Linked DNA regions of Homo sapiens: regions 2 and 3 are each linked to region 1. A link is a contact called in ENCODE Hi-C or POLR2A ChIA-PET data. All regions are on one chromosome and are shown on one strand. Each heading gives the region's core, a stretch centred on a gene start or an enhancer-like site at or near the end of the contact. The rest is flanking DNA. Distances are from core to core; before and after follow the strand shown. Region 1 overlaps INPP4B (inositol polyphosphate-4-phosphatase type II B). Region 2 overlaps INPP4B (inositol polyphosphate-4-phosphatase type II B). Region 3 overlaps INPP4B (inositol polyphosphate-4-phosphatase type II B).

Region 1 (3,927 bases), core at 643-3,142:
TTTCTTCCTAGTACTTTTATAGTTTTAGGGCTTATTTTTCAGTCTTTAACTCATTTTGAGTTGATTTTTGTGCATGAGCATGGCATGAGATAAGGGTCCAATTTTATTTTTCTGCATGTGGACATCTAGTTTTCCAAACACAATTTGTTAAAGAGACTGCCCTTTCTCCATTCTGTGTTTTTGGTACCTTTGTTGAAAACGAATTGCCCATATATGTGTAGATTTATTCATAGGCTTTCTGCCCTGTTCCATCGGTCAATGTGTCTGTTTTTATGCCAGTAACATGCCACTTTGATTATGATAACTTTGCTTTATAATAGATTTTGAAGTCAGCTGACATGATTCCTCCAGTTTTGTTCTCTTTACTCAAGATAACTTTGACTCTTCAAGCTCTTTTGTGGTTTCTTAAGAATTTTAGGATTTTTAACATTTATTTCCGTGAAAAATGACATTGGAATTTTGATAGGGATTCATTTAATCTGTATATTGCTTTGGGTAGTATAGACATTTTAACAGTATTAATTCTTCCAATCCACGAGCATGGGATACTTTTCTATTTATCTGTGTTATCTACAACTTTTTTTCATTAATGTTTTATAGTTTTCAGTACACAGATCTTCCAAATCCTTGGTTAAATTTACTTATAAGTATTTTTTTAAAGTGAATGGGATTGATTTCTTAATTTCTTTTTCAAATAGTTTGCTGTCAGTGTAAAGAAACACTACTGATTTTTGTGAGTTGATTGTGTATCCTTCAACTTTACTGAATTTATCAGTTTTAACTGATTTTTTTTTTCTTTTGGTTGTGTCATTAGGGTTTTCTACATAAAAGATCACGTTATTAGCAAACAAAGACAATTTCCCTTCTTCCTTTCCTATTTGGATATCTTTTATTTCTTTTTCTTGTCTGATTGTTCCAGCTAGAACTTTCAGTATAACATTGAATAGAAGTGGTGAGAATGGACATCTTTGTCTTGTTCTTGATTGTAGAAGAAAAGCTTTATAAATGAACATTAAAAAATTAAGGCCCATTGTGACTTATTTTCTGGTTTAGTGTCTCTTATCTTGGAGCATGTTTGATTTTTCTTACCCAGGAAACTGCTGCATGGAAGATGGTATTTATCCAACACGTAACAAATTATTAACTTTACAAAAATATCAAATATTTTCTTTCAATTTTTTTTTCTTTTTCCCAGAATAGGCTAGGGTCTTCTCTGCTACCCTAAACCTTGTTCTTCTCTGTTACTCTCCCTTCTCCTTGGAATATATCCCACATTATAAAAATATTTTAAGAAGGCCCAAGGTTTAAATCAGGTTATTAACTAATATCAGGGCCATGGTAAAGTTTTGGAGCAGACTTTCTTGAGTTTGTGCATTCGAAACCCTGTCTTAGGGCTGGATCCCTTCATTCCATCCTTGTTTGTTTTGTAGTTCTATATAAGACTCATCTTTGTCACTATCACATGAACACTTGCATCAAGATCAAGGAAGGAGGATTCGGAAGCTAAACTGGGGACACAGAGCAGAAATAGGCAGATAATTATGCCTAGACCTGTAACTGTGTACCAGGAGACCAGTAGCAGAAACACTTCCCATTTCAAAGTAGAGCTCCTTTCTCTGATTCTAAATATATTACCAGCCACTTTTCCACTTTCCTCAAAACTAGCCCACCTTTTGACTCCAGACTATGTCACTATAGTATAAGGTAGTGGAAATTAAATTATACTCTTTTCATAAATGGAGAACTTGATACCTAGAGATATGCCCCCACCCAAATCCTACATAGTGTTTCTGGCTTAGGAACATGAACTTTAAAAAGACTTAACTGAGCTGTTCCAGAAATAGGAGGTGGCAGTGGCAATACACACCGTGTGTGAGTCATAAGCTGACTAAAATGGTAAACACATCAAACATTTTGGCATCAGCTCTGCCCTGTCTGGATTATTTGTAAACCTTGACCTTTTTTGCAAATTTTTGATAAAGTAACTGTAAACTCTCTTAGCAATCTTTAAGAATATCGATGTTTGAGATATATAGTAAGGCCCAACATGCATGATATTTATTGTGTAAATAACTTTATCTCAGCGTTTTTCAAAGTGTGGTTAGAATCACCTAGAGTGCTTTTTAGAACTGCAAATGCATGGACCCTTGTACATCTGCTAAATAAAAATCCATAGAAAATCAATTAATATTATCTGTTACTAACGGTGATTTAAGACATGAATGACTATCATTATGGAAAGAGAAAGTAACTGAAATAGAAGTTATTCCTAAAATAACATTGCTTTCACTGGTTTGCATGAGCTAGGGACAAAGGAATGAAACTTCTATTAGCACCATAGTCATGTGCCATGAAAGTGACACATGTTATCTAATGTAGACGTAAATAAGAGAGTGATACTGATATTGCTCAGCTTGGGCTGTCATGACAAAATACCATAAACTGTATGGCTTAAACAACAGGAATTTATTTTCTCACGGTTCTGGAAGCTAGGAAGTCCCAGATCAAGGTGCCAGCCTGTTCAGTTCCTGGTGAGGGCTTTTTACTTGGCTTGCAGATGGCTGCCTTCTTGCTACCTTCTCAGATGGTCTATCTTCTGTGTATAAGCAGGAAGGGGAAGTGGGGGAGGGAGAGAGAGGGAGAGAGAGGGAGAGAGAGAGAGAGAAAGAGAGAGGAAAGGAGAAAGGAAGGGAGAGAGGGAGTGTTTTGGTATCTTCTCCTTTTCTCGTAAGAATACCAGCCCTGTAGTATTAAGACCCCATCTTTATGACCTCTTTTAATCTTAGTTACCTCCATAATATAGGCCCTTATCTCCAAATATGGTCATATTGGAGGCTGGGGCCTCAACATATGAACTTTGGAAGACACAGTTCAGTCCATAACAGTACCTTTATATAAAATACTACATTTTAATCTTGAGTCTTAAATTCCAGAGCATGGAATAAAATATAAGTGAAAATCCAAACTCTTTCTTCTCACATACGTTTGCTTTCTTTTTCTTGTTTCCATAAATCATATTATGAACACATATTTATTATCAAGGGAAGATTGCTCAGAGGTCATTTACCATATTAGATTGTTTCAAACTTCAATATATACACACATAGAAATAGAAGATAAAGCATTAAAACCACATAGTAGTAGAAAGAAAAAATTACAAGAGAAATACTAAAATTGTCTTTTTTCGAAACTAGCATAGTAGATGAATGTTGCATTATGTATCCAAAACATTTTTTCTTTTATTGGAGTCACCTTTGACTCCTTTCTGCCTCTCATAAACTCACAGTTAGTATGTCAGCAAATCCTGTTGACTGCACCTTTTAATTGAAACCAGAATTTAACAACTTTTGGCCCTTTCACTGCTACCAATGTTGTCTATCACCTGGATGTTTACAGTAATGACTTAAAAGTCTCCCTGATTTTTTCCTTTTCTCTCCCTGATCTGCCACCACATGTCACTATATCAGTCTATTTTCAACAGAGCAACAAAGCGACCCTATTTAAATGAAACTTAGGACATGTCTTTCCTCTCACAGCTTCTCAACTCTCTGAAAGTATAAACTCAAAGCCCTTCAGTGACCAAACACAGTCTTACAGGAGTCTCCCCGTCCCAACCCTGGGAACTTCATTACTTCTTTGACCTCCTCCCCAGCTCCTATTTTTTGCTCACTACAGTCCAGTCACATTGTCTTCCTTGTTGTTCCTGAACATTTCAGGTACGTTGCCAACTCAAGGCCCCTGCACTTAGTTTTCCCACCTACCTTTGAAGTGTTTTCCCTAGGTAATTTTGTGGTTCACTTATTTCCTTCTGGTCTTTATGCAGAAATGTCACCTCCTCACTGAAGCCTTTCCTGCAACCCTATCTAAGATTGCAGTGTCTACCTCAGAGCTTTCTATCGCCTTTCTCTGCATTATTTTTGTGATTAG
Region 2 (3,927 bases), core at 958-3,457, 140 kb before region 1:
TCCCCTGTGGGCCATCATCCACTGAGTAATGGAACCCTAACCTCCTAGTTAAACCCCTGCTTAAAGGGTGAGTTGACCATTTACATGTAGCACATATGCTGGGAGAGAGAAAGTCAAGTTTGCTTTCTCCATTGTAAGTTTCTCATTTGGAAGTACCTCATTAGAGGTGAAAATTACAAGTGCAAGTGTACACATCTGATTTCACAGAAAGCAGCATATTAATGATGCCTCTGATTTTCACAATTAACACATGATCTAGTAAAGAGCTTTTAAAAATGTATATTTAGCTATCTGAAAATAAGGTGAAAAAAATCACAGGTATATATTTAACAAATGCTTTTATTGAAAAAAGAATAACTTTATATAAAATTAGGACCAATCTGGAATATCTTGAGCATATGATTAGTATAAAAATATAGGATAGATAAAATCCATTTTTTGTGTTAATGCACAGTATAACTATATATTAATGTCAATAATAATTTAAAGGGACTCATATATTAGCATTCTATATACATTACCTTATTGTCTTTATAGCAAATTTATGAAGTACATTCTTTTACTTCCATTTTGCAGATGCTAGAATAGAGATTCAAAGAGATTGAGTAATTCATCCAAAGTCATATATAGCTCTCTCAAATAAGGTTTTATCTTAAGTTAAAAAAAATTTCTTTATCCTCCATACACTATGGTATGTGGTTTCTCCTCTAAGTCTAAATTTCCTTTGGCTAATTTTGAGTACAGAATTGTAGAGATGTGGAAATTCTTGTCATATCCCCCTCACTGATTCCCACGCACCTGTGGCCACTGCTTTGTTCTGGAAGAAAGAGGATAAATTTTGTTAGATTCCATTAACAATGAATGGCAAGAAGAGAGATGAAGTAAGAGTGAGGCAAGAGAAAAGACCTCACTTCACAGAAGAAAGTTTTCTTAGGGGGAAAGAGATGGTCACTTGGGGTTGACCACCAATTCACAGTGCCTCAGTGGTTCACACCACCACTCTCGTGAAAGCCTGGGGCAGGCATCTGCTTGTTGACACCCCCCTTGTCTAATGTATGCTTTACAACTACTTGAATTCGAGCAGTGTTGCTGAACTCAAAAGCACCTGAATGAACAGTTGTGTTCTACTTCAAATTGATTATTGCTGAGACTGAGCTCTCTGATGTGAATCAAGAGGTATTTTTAGGCTTCCAGCCAAAATTGGTTGGAATGATAGAAATGATCATGGACTCAATAGCCTTCACCTGATTTTGAAATAATGGCCACAGGAAACAGAAACTGATATTTTATAAAAAGCAGTATTTTGGTATAGACAGTATCTTTGATTTCACAAAAATCCTGAAGAGTCCCACCTTTTAGCTCTGGACTCTCCAGTGAGAACTACTGGAGCAGAAGAAAATCTGTGCCCTCTTCCTAAGAGGCTAGGTAGTAGCTGTAAGCGTCAAGACTAGAATTTGGCAATTTCTATTCCTCAGAAAAACTTCTGGCCAAATCTATCAAACAGATGTATTTTGTGCAGCTGTTCCAGTGTTCACCTGCACAGTGACTGGGGATTTCAAGCTTTGGAGAAATCCTAAAATCAAGGACACAGTGGGCCTTCATTTTTTCAGGCAATGACTTTGTATAGAGGTTCCATCTTATGACATAGTGTAAGCTTTCCAGTTTGTTCAGTGCCTAGCCCTCCCTGGACATATTGAGTCTTTATTTGTTTATTATTTTTTGAGATAGAGTCTCAGTCACCGGAGATATTGAGTCTCTTTATTTATTTATTTATTTATTTATTATTTTTTGAGAAGGAGTCTCGCTCTGTTGCCCAGGCTAGAGCACAATGACGCAATCTCGGCTCACTGCAACCTCCGCTTCCCGGGTTCAAGCGACTCTCCCACCTCAGCCCTCCGAGTAGCTGGGATTAAAGGCACCCACCACCATGGCCAGCTAATTTTTGTATTTTTAGTAGAGATGGGGTTTTGCCATGTTGGCCAGGCTGGTCTCGAACTCCTGACCTCAAGCAATCTGCCCTCCTTGGCCTCCCAAAGTGCTGGGATTACAGGCGTGAGCCACCGCATGTGGCCCCCTCCATTTATTTTTATTATTATGCTTCCACTGAGGATTTCCTTCTCGTAGAGTGAAAACTGCCTGGCTCCTGTACAAATATGAGCTGGGGATGCCTGTAGGCATCTCACTCACAGCTACTCATAGTAGAATGTGAACCCTCATGTTACTAGTTACCATAGCAAAAGTAATCAGGAAATAAAAAGTCACTTATTGCTCTTTATTTTTTTTCTGATGACAAGTCACAAATTATGGTTTAAAAATATATTCCTTCTGTATTATTATTTTTCCCACATTTCAATAAAAAATACACTGGATACAAGCACACTAGAATCCCCATCTATCAACATCCTGCATATTTAAACTCTTCTGAGGTCTAAGAACACTTTTAAACAATTCAATACTAAGCAAAGCCATTAAGAAGGCAGAAATTAAAAATCTACTGATGAATGAAGGATTGCAGTAGCATTTGTTTGTTACTGACCATTAGATTGAAGTGGGTAGAATTCTTAAATAAACAAAACGAAACAGAAGCAAAATCCCAAAGCATTGCTTTCTTTTAGTCTTCTGAGCTGATGAAGGCCACAGATGCAGGCCACTCCTAGAGTAGAATTATATTTGGTTAATGAGCAGTGGTAAGTATAGCTGGAAGACAGATATAACTTTTTATTTATTTATGAGACAGAGTCTCATTCTGTCACCCAGGCTGGAGTGCAGTGGTGTGATCTCAGCTCACTGCAACCTCCGCCCCTGGGGTTCAAGCAATTCTTGTGCCTCAGCCTCCCAAGTAGCTGGCACTACAGGAGTGTGCCACCACGCCCAGCTAATTTTTGTATTTTTAATAGAGATGGGGTTTCGTCATGTTGGCCAGGCTGGTCTGGAATTCCTGATGTCAGGTCATCCTGGCCTCGGCCTCTCAAATTGCTGGGATTCCAGGCATAAGCCACCTCACCCATTCACTTTTTTTTTTTCCTGAAAACAGATTTTTCAGGATTCTTTATTGGCTGCTAAATAATTCTCATACGGATTAGATTTTATAGTGATCATATGAGTAATATCTTCACAAAACAATCCAATCACTCATTATTTATCAGCCGTCTGGTGGGACTGATTCAGTATGTACAGATCCATGATGTGAATAGGTTTCACCTTATGAAATGCAATGACTCATGTACTAATTTGGTATTTATGAAGAAATATTGGACCTGGTAACAGCTTTTAAAAAGCTGAGTATGACTGAGTCAATAAAAACAATTTTACACAATAATAAAACACCAGATATTGGTAAATGTTGATATTAATATATATTAGTATGATATTAGTAAACTTTTTTTTTGCATAGAAAAGTCCATTTATAAAAAGGCCCAATTTCCTCACTTCCACCCTGAGAGGTAGGTAGATAGATGAGGCAATTAAGTGTCAGAGTTTGTGACTTACTCAGTGCCACAGAACTAGAAAGCAGGAAATCTGGGAGCACAGCTTAGGAATTCTGCCTGATCTCGGGTTCTCTCCAGGATATCATGCTGCATAAGACTTAGGGTACAGTAAATCCTCTGAGCTGTAGGAAGAAAAAAGTGCAGCCCAAGATGTAACTATTATTGTTTTCCTGACAAGATGTAACCGTATTGTTTTTAGATGTGGAATATAATAAAAATACAAAGCATCATCATTATTTTTATCAGTATTAGGGAATGTGCAAATTGGGTTGGACAGAACATTTCAGTGTAATAGAAATTTTCTCTGTTTTTATGGGGAACGAGGGTGAGAGTCTCTCTGATAAAATGGAGAACAGCTGCTCATTTCTGGGAAATAACCACAGCCCACAATCAAGTCTGATAAGAACTCAGAAAAGAAGTGACTTATTTTGAGCAAAGG
Region 3 (3,927 bases), core at 446-2,945, 140 kb after region 1:
ACCTAGACTCCCATTGGTTTTATTCCATGGCTTCAGCTTAACATTTACTTCTGTTTTATTCCTGCCTTCTCCAAATCACTGAGTGATCTCAGTCATTTATTTCCTCTCTTCCAGTACCCCCTGTTTCTCCCTTTGGTCAGTTTATGCATCTATTTATTAGATTTGTCATTACAAAACCAAACACTCCTCTCAGTCTCTATTCCTACAAAGCCTCACTGTGGGTGTCTACTACCTGCAGTCCAGGCAGACTTCCCTGGGCACTTTCCACATGTGACTTCCTTTAAGTTTGCAGTAAATGCCACAGCCATGAGTGAACACAGTCTTCTCACCAGAGATGAACTCTCTTGCCTCTAAACTCTCTCTCTTCTAAAACTCGTTTGGTCACTGTCCCAACTTTTGTAGCTGTTATCATACCACCTTATACTGTAGGTATTCCTTTGTACTTCTTACCTTTCCTTCTCAATTTTAGCTCCTTGAAGGAGGGGGCATGAGTTAAAAATATTAGTATCACCCACAGCACCTCACATAGAAGACACTATCTTTGTCCAATGAATGAGTCCATTTCTCATGATGTCATGAAAAAGGAGGGGGGGAGCAATGATATAAGAAAGACACATTAGCATTTATTAAAAGAAGAAAAATAAAAATAGATTTCTCAATTCCTGTATCAGAGACAGGCAGTAGATTATAAAGACAGGAAGAGGGTCAGGAAGGCTTGGTTGGAGAAGGACATTCTGAGTGGCCTGGAAAACATTCGAAGCAGCCAAGTTTCCACAGGTGCTTTTCTTTTCCTGATTACTCTTCTATTGTCTGGAATTAGCCTAGTTTCTAGGCCCTGTGCCCCTAGGATATGTCCAGGTATTTAGAGGCCTCCTATGGGCAGATGTCTAGGGTCTATGACCAAAGTTGGCGACGTGTATTATGCCCATACAAAGGAATTTACCTATAAAGTGTCTGCAGAAGAAACCTTATTATTAGTTGATCCCTTCACATTATTAATGTTCACACTGCAAAATTGTGCCTGAAAGACAAGAACTTCACTCACAGAGGCACATAGGTACCCTTATTTGGGTTGATGTAAGGCATAGGCCCTTCAAAATCAACAAAAATTTTATAAGCAGGAAATAACAAGCCCCCAACCATGAACCGGTCACCATTTCTGTACTACCTGGGGTTCAGGCATAGATGAAAACCCCTACTGGCTGTAAGTTTGGTCTGTGTTCACTTCATGACCTTGGGAATTTTATTGCCCCCCTTAATGGCCATTCTAATTGCTTGGCTTCACAGTTCATCATCTTGTTACCTTAAGAGAATCCTAAGAGCTGGCTCATTTCTTCTGTTATCTCTTTGCATAAAGTTTAATGCATGTGCAATCTTTTTACTTTTCCTTTTTTCTGTGTCTGAAAGGTTGCGATAACGGAAATAACAATAGCTACAAGCTTTTGTGAAGTTAATTATTTTAAATGAGCAAAGAAGACCAAGCACCTGAGAAGAGAATGGCTCAGAAATTGTGAAGAAAGCATGATGCTCTGCTACAGTTGGTTGATATTTGGCTCTTTTATTTTTCTCCTGAGTAACATAAGAGTGATTGAGCTCAGAGGACATGAACATCCTGCACAGGAAATAGATGATGTGTGGAGGAGGTGAGGGGGGCACCCAGCAGCCGTTCTCTGAATCCTTCAGTGAGCTTCCCTTGAATATGCCGGAGAAGCAAGTAGAGGGCTGGAAAACAGAGGCTGTGCTTGGATGGCTCCCAACACACTTCACAAAGCTCAGGAAAAGCTCAGCTAAGCCACATGCATTTTATGTTTTCCCGAGGAAAGATTCTTGTTGGTCTCAGGGTTAAGGAGTCTCAGCAAGTTCTTATAGACACACTAAAACATTCACTTAGTGTTTCCCTCTGTCATGGAAAGGAGCCCAGGGAATAAAATCACACTTAGTGCCTGCGAGGCTAGTTGGCTCAGGGCAGAGATAGTGGGGCAGTGACTATATTGTGGGGCACCCTTAGCTCCCCAGCTTCACTAGGTTTATAAAAAAGGTATGTGTGTGTATGTGTGTGTGTGTGTGTGTGTGTGTGTGTGTGTGTGTATAAAAGTACGAAATCCTGAAATACACACATCCACTCTTCTGAGTTTAGTTTTTTCAAGTTTCAACTAAGATTGTGTGTATGTGTGTGTGCACACACGTATATATATGTGTATATACATACACACACACACACACATATATATATTTATATATGAATGAATACTACCTTCATCTTTATCAGGAGGACCAAATAAACACCATGTAAACTGTAAGGTATAGAGAGACATAAAGGTGAGGGGCAAGTGACAAGTCTGAAAACTGTCAAGAGCTGAAGCTTGGGTTTTTTTTAATTTTCCCCAAAACATATTTTAAAGCAAAAGACTAAAGCATTTATTTTTCCTTTGTGAGAATGATTTGGGATGTTCATTGGAGCAAAAAGGCCATTTATGAACTGACTTTGGCTTTGCTTTGGCCTGTCGTAGCCACTGTGTTTATTTCAGAACCTGAGATTTACACTGACTGCATATTAACAGAGAAGAAAACCTGGAGTCATTGGCATTGGAATTTTCCAGTACAATTTTCCATTATCTGCTCAACTTAAATTGTTTCTTTTCTAGAAAAAAAATGTATTTTTAGCTTTTTCACTTATGTTCCTCCATAGAAGGCTTACTACTATTTTAAAGACATATTACCTTGCTCACAAACTTGTAATTTTCTCATTCATAATTAATGCTTTCCGATATTGTCATTGTCCTGATATTTTAGCCATAAAAAGTATATATAATTATGCAAAATAGAGACACTGGAATATTGTTAGTATCAGAAGTATGTAACACTGTTCCTAGGTTTAGAATGTTGTGTGTTCCTTTTATCCTGGGTTTCCACTTCCAATCTAGTGAAACTGGAAACCAGACTTGTTTTGGTGTTGTTTTTTTTGTCATCTGATTGTAATTTATAATTAAGAATCAACTGGTTAAATAAGTGAAGATGGAAGTGAATAAAGCAACTATCCTTATGCTAATGAGACAATCTGCAAAGTTTTCTCCTTTAAATACTTTTTAGAGAAACAAATATTTAATTAGAATTGTCACTTAATGTCTTGCAAGAAAACAAATGTGGTCACTTAAGTTATTTTTTAAATTTTCTAACTAGAAAAATCATATAAAGTATTGACCAGTTGATTCAGTATAGTACCATGCAAGATGCTTAAACAATAAGTACATGCTGTTTGGGAACTATACAACTGCGTACAAAGTAAAAATCAGTTACTTGAATGCAGTAAGTGCAAAGTAGTTCTGCTTCAGCCTGATTAAGCAGCGCCACCTACTGCACAGAAGATGTATTTTATGTTTGGGAATTCTCTAGTAGAAACAAATCTCTACAGAGCTAAGCACAGAACAAAAGCAGTTTTCAGTCTGTTATCGTTTAAAATTTACATCTGGGTTAATTTATTGAAGTTTTTTCTAGTGTTTCCCTGTGTCTATTAGTCTACCCATTCATATTGAGAACAACAATTAAATAAAGGGAGAGAACAGGAGATAAAAATGCAAATATGAAAAAATAGGAATATAGGATATTCATTCTTGGTATCTATTGATGTATCTCTTATTATGAAAAAAAAGTTCAGTGTACCTCTATTTTCCCTTTTACACATGACAATGACATAAGAATCAACAGTTAACCAATGCTTGTTTAAATTGAACCATTGTTCACATTTTATTCTAGGCTGCCTATAAGTTTGTCCAATATTAAATGATCATGCATTAATAGGGCTCTGTTGCATTCCTCTTTCTTTATGCTTTTTATCCTCATAATAGCATGTACATCTACAATATTTTTAAAATAATTTCTAACATTCTAATGTATTTTACATTATGACATCACATAGGCATTTCATAG

The links. A loop is a pair of places that touch in the nucleus more often than their neighbours do. ChIA-PET counts read pairs that join two places held with the same protein, here RNA polymerase II (POLR2A). Pooled maps may share reads with other maps.
Region 2: a map of gastrocnemius medialis shows a loop between it and region 1 (2.5-fold over the local background). The contact joins two enhancer-like sites. A Hi-C loop is called at or near these places in 1 of 168 maps with a recorded cell type or tissue (gastrocnemius medialis) and 4 of 50 pooled maps. POLR2A ChIA-PET finds 5 or more read pairs at or near these places in 6 of 52 experiments (AG04450, PC-9, activated CD4-positive, alpha-beta T cell and 2 more).
Region 3: a map of endothelial cell of umbilical vein shows a loop between it and region 1 (3-fold over the local background). The contact joins two enhancer-like sites. A Hi-C loop is called at or near these places in 5 of 168 maps with a recorded cell type or tissue (CD4-positive, alpha-beta T cell, Caco-2, IMR-90 and 2 more) and 7 of 50 pooled maps. POLR2A ChIA-PET finds 5 or more read pairs at or near these places in 2 of 52 experiments (both activated T-cell).

The regions. Positions count from the first base shown.
Region 1 is chr4:142,263,701-142,267,627 of GRCh38, reverse strand. The region is part of intron 10 of INPP4B (inositol polyphosphate-4-phosphatase type II B); the gene reads left to right. Among named protein-coding and RNA genes, the nearest start is that of INPP4B, 580 kb to the left of the region's middle. Within about 2 kb of position 1,892, at least 6 of the 41 ENCODE cell types and tissues checked have a DNase peak (open chromatin) inside an H3K27ac peak, as active enhancers do; they include PC-9, where a contact is called at or near this core.
Region 2 is chr4:142,407,356-142,411,282 of GRCh38, reverse strand. The region is part of intron 5 of INPP4B (inositol polyphosphate-4-phosphatase type II B); the gene reads left to right. Among named protein-coding and RNA genes, the nearest start is that of INPP4B, 440 kb to the left of the region's middle. Within about 2 kb of position 2,207, at least 2 of the 41 ENCODE cell types and tissues checked have a DNase peak (open chromatin) inside an H3K27ac peak, as active enhancers do; they include PC-9, where a contact is called at or near this core.
Region 3 is chr4:142,126,504-142,130,430 of GRCh38, reverse strand. All of the region lies in intron 18 of INPP4B (inositol polyphosphate-4-phosphatase type II B), which reads left to right. Among named protein-coding and RNA genes, the nearest start is that of IL15, 490 kb to the right of the region's middle. Within about 2 kb of position 1,695, at least 7 of the 41 ENCODE cell types and tissues checked have a DNase peak (open chromatin) inside an H3K27ac peak, as active enhancers do.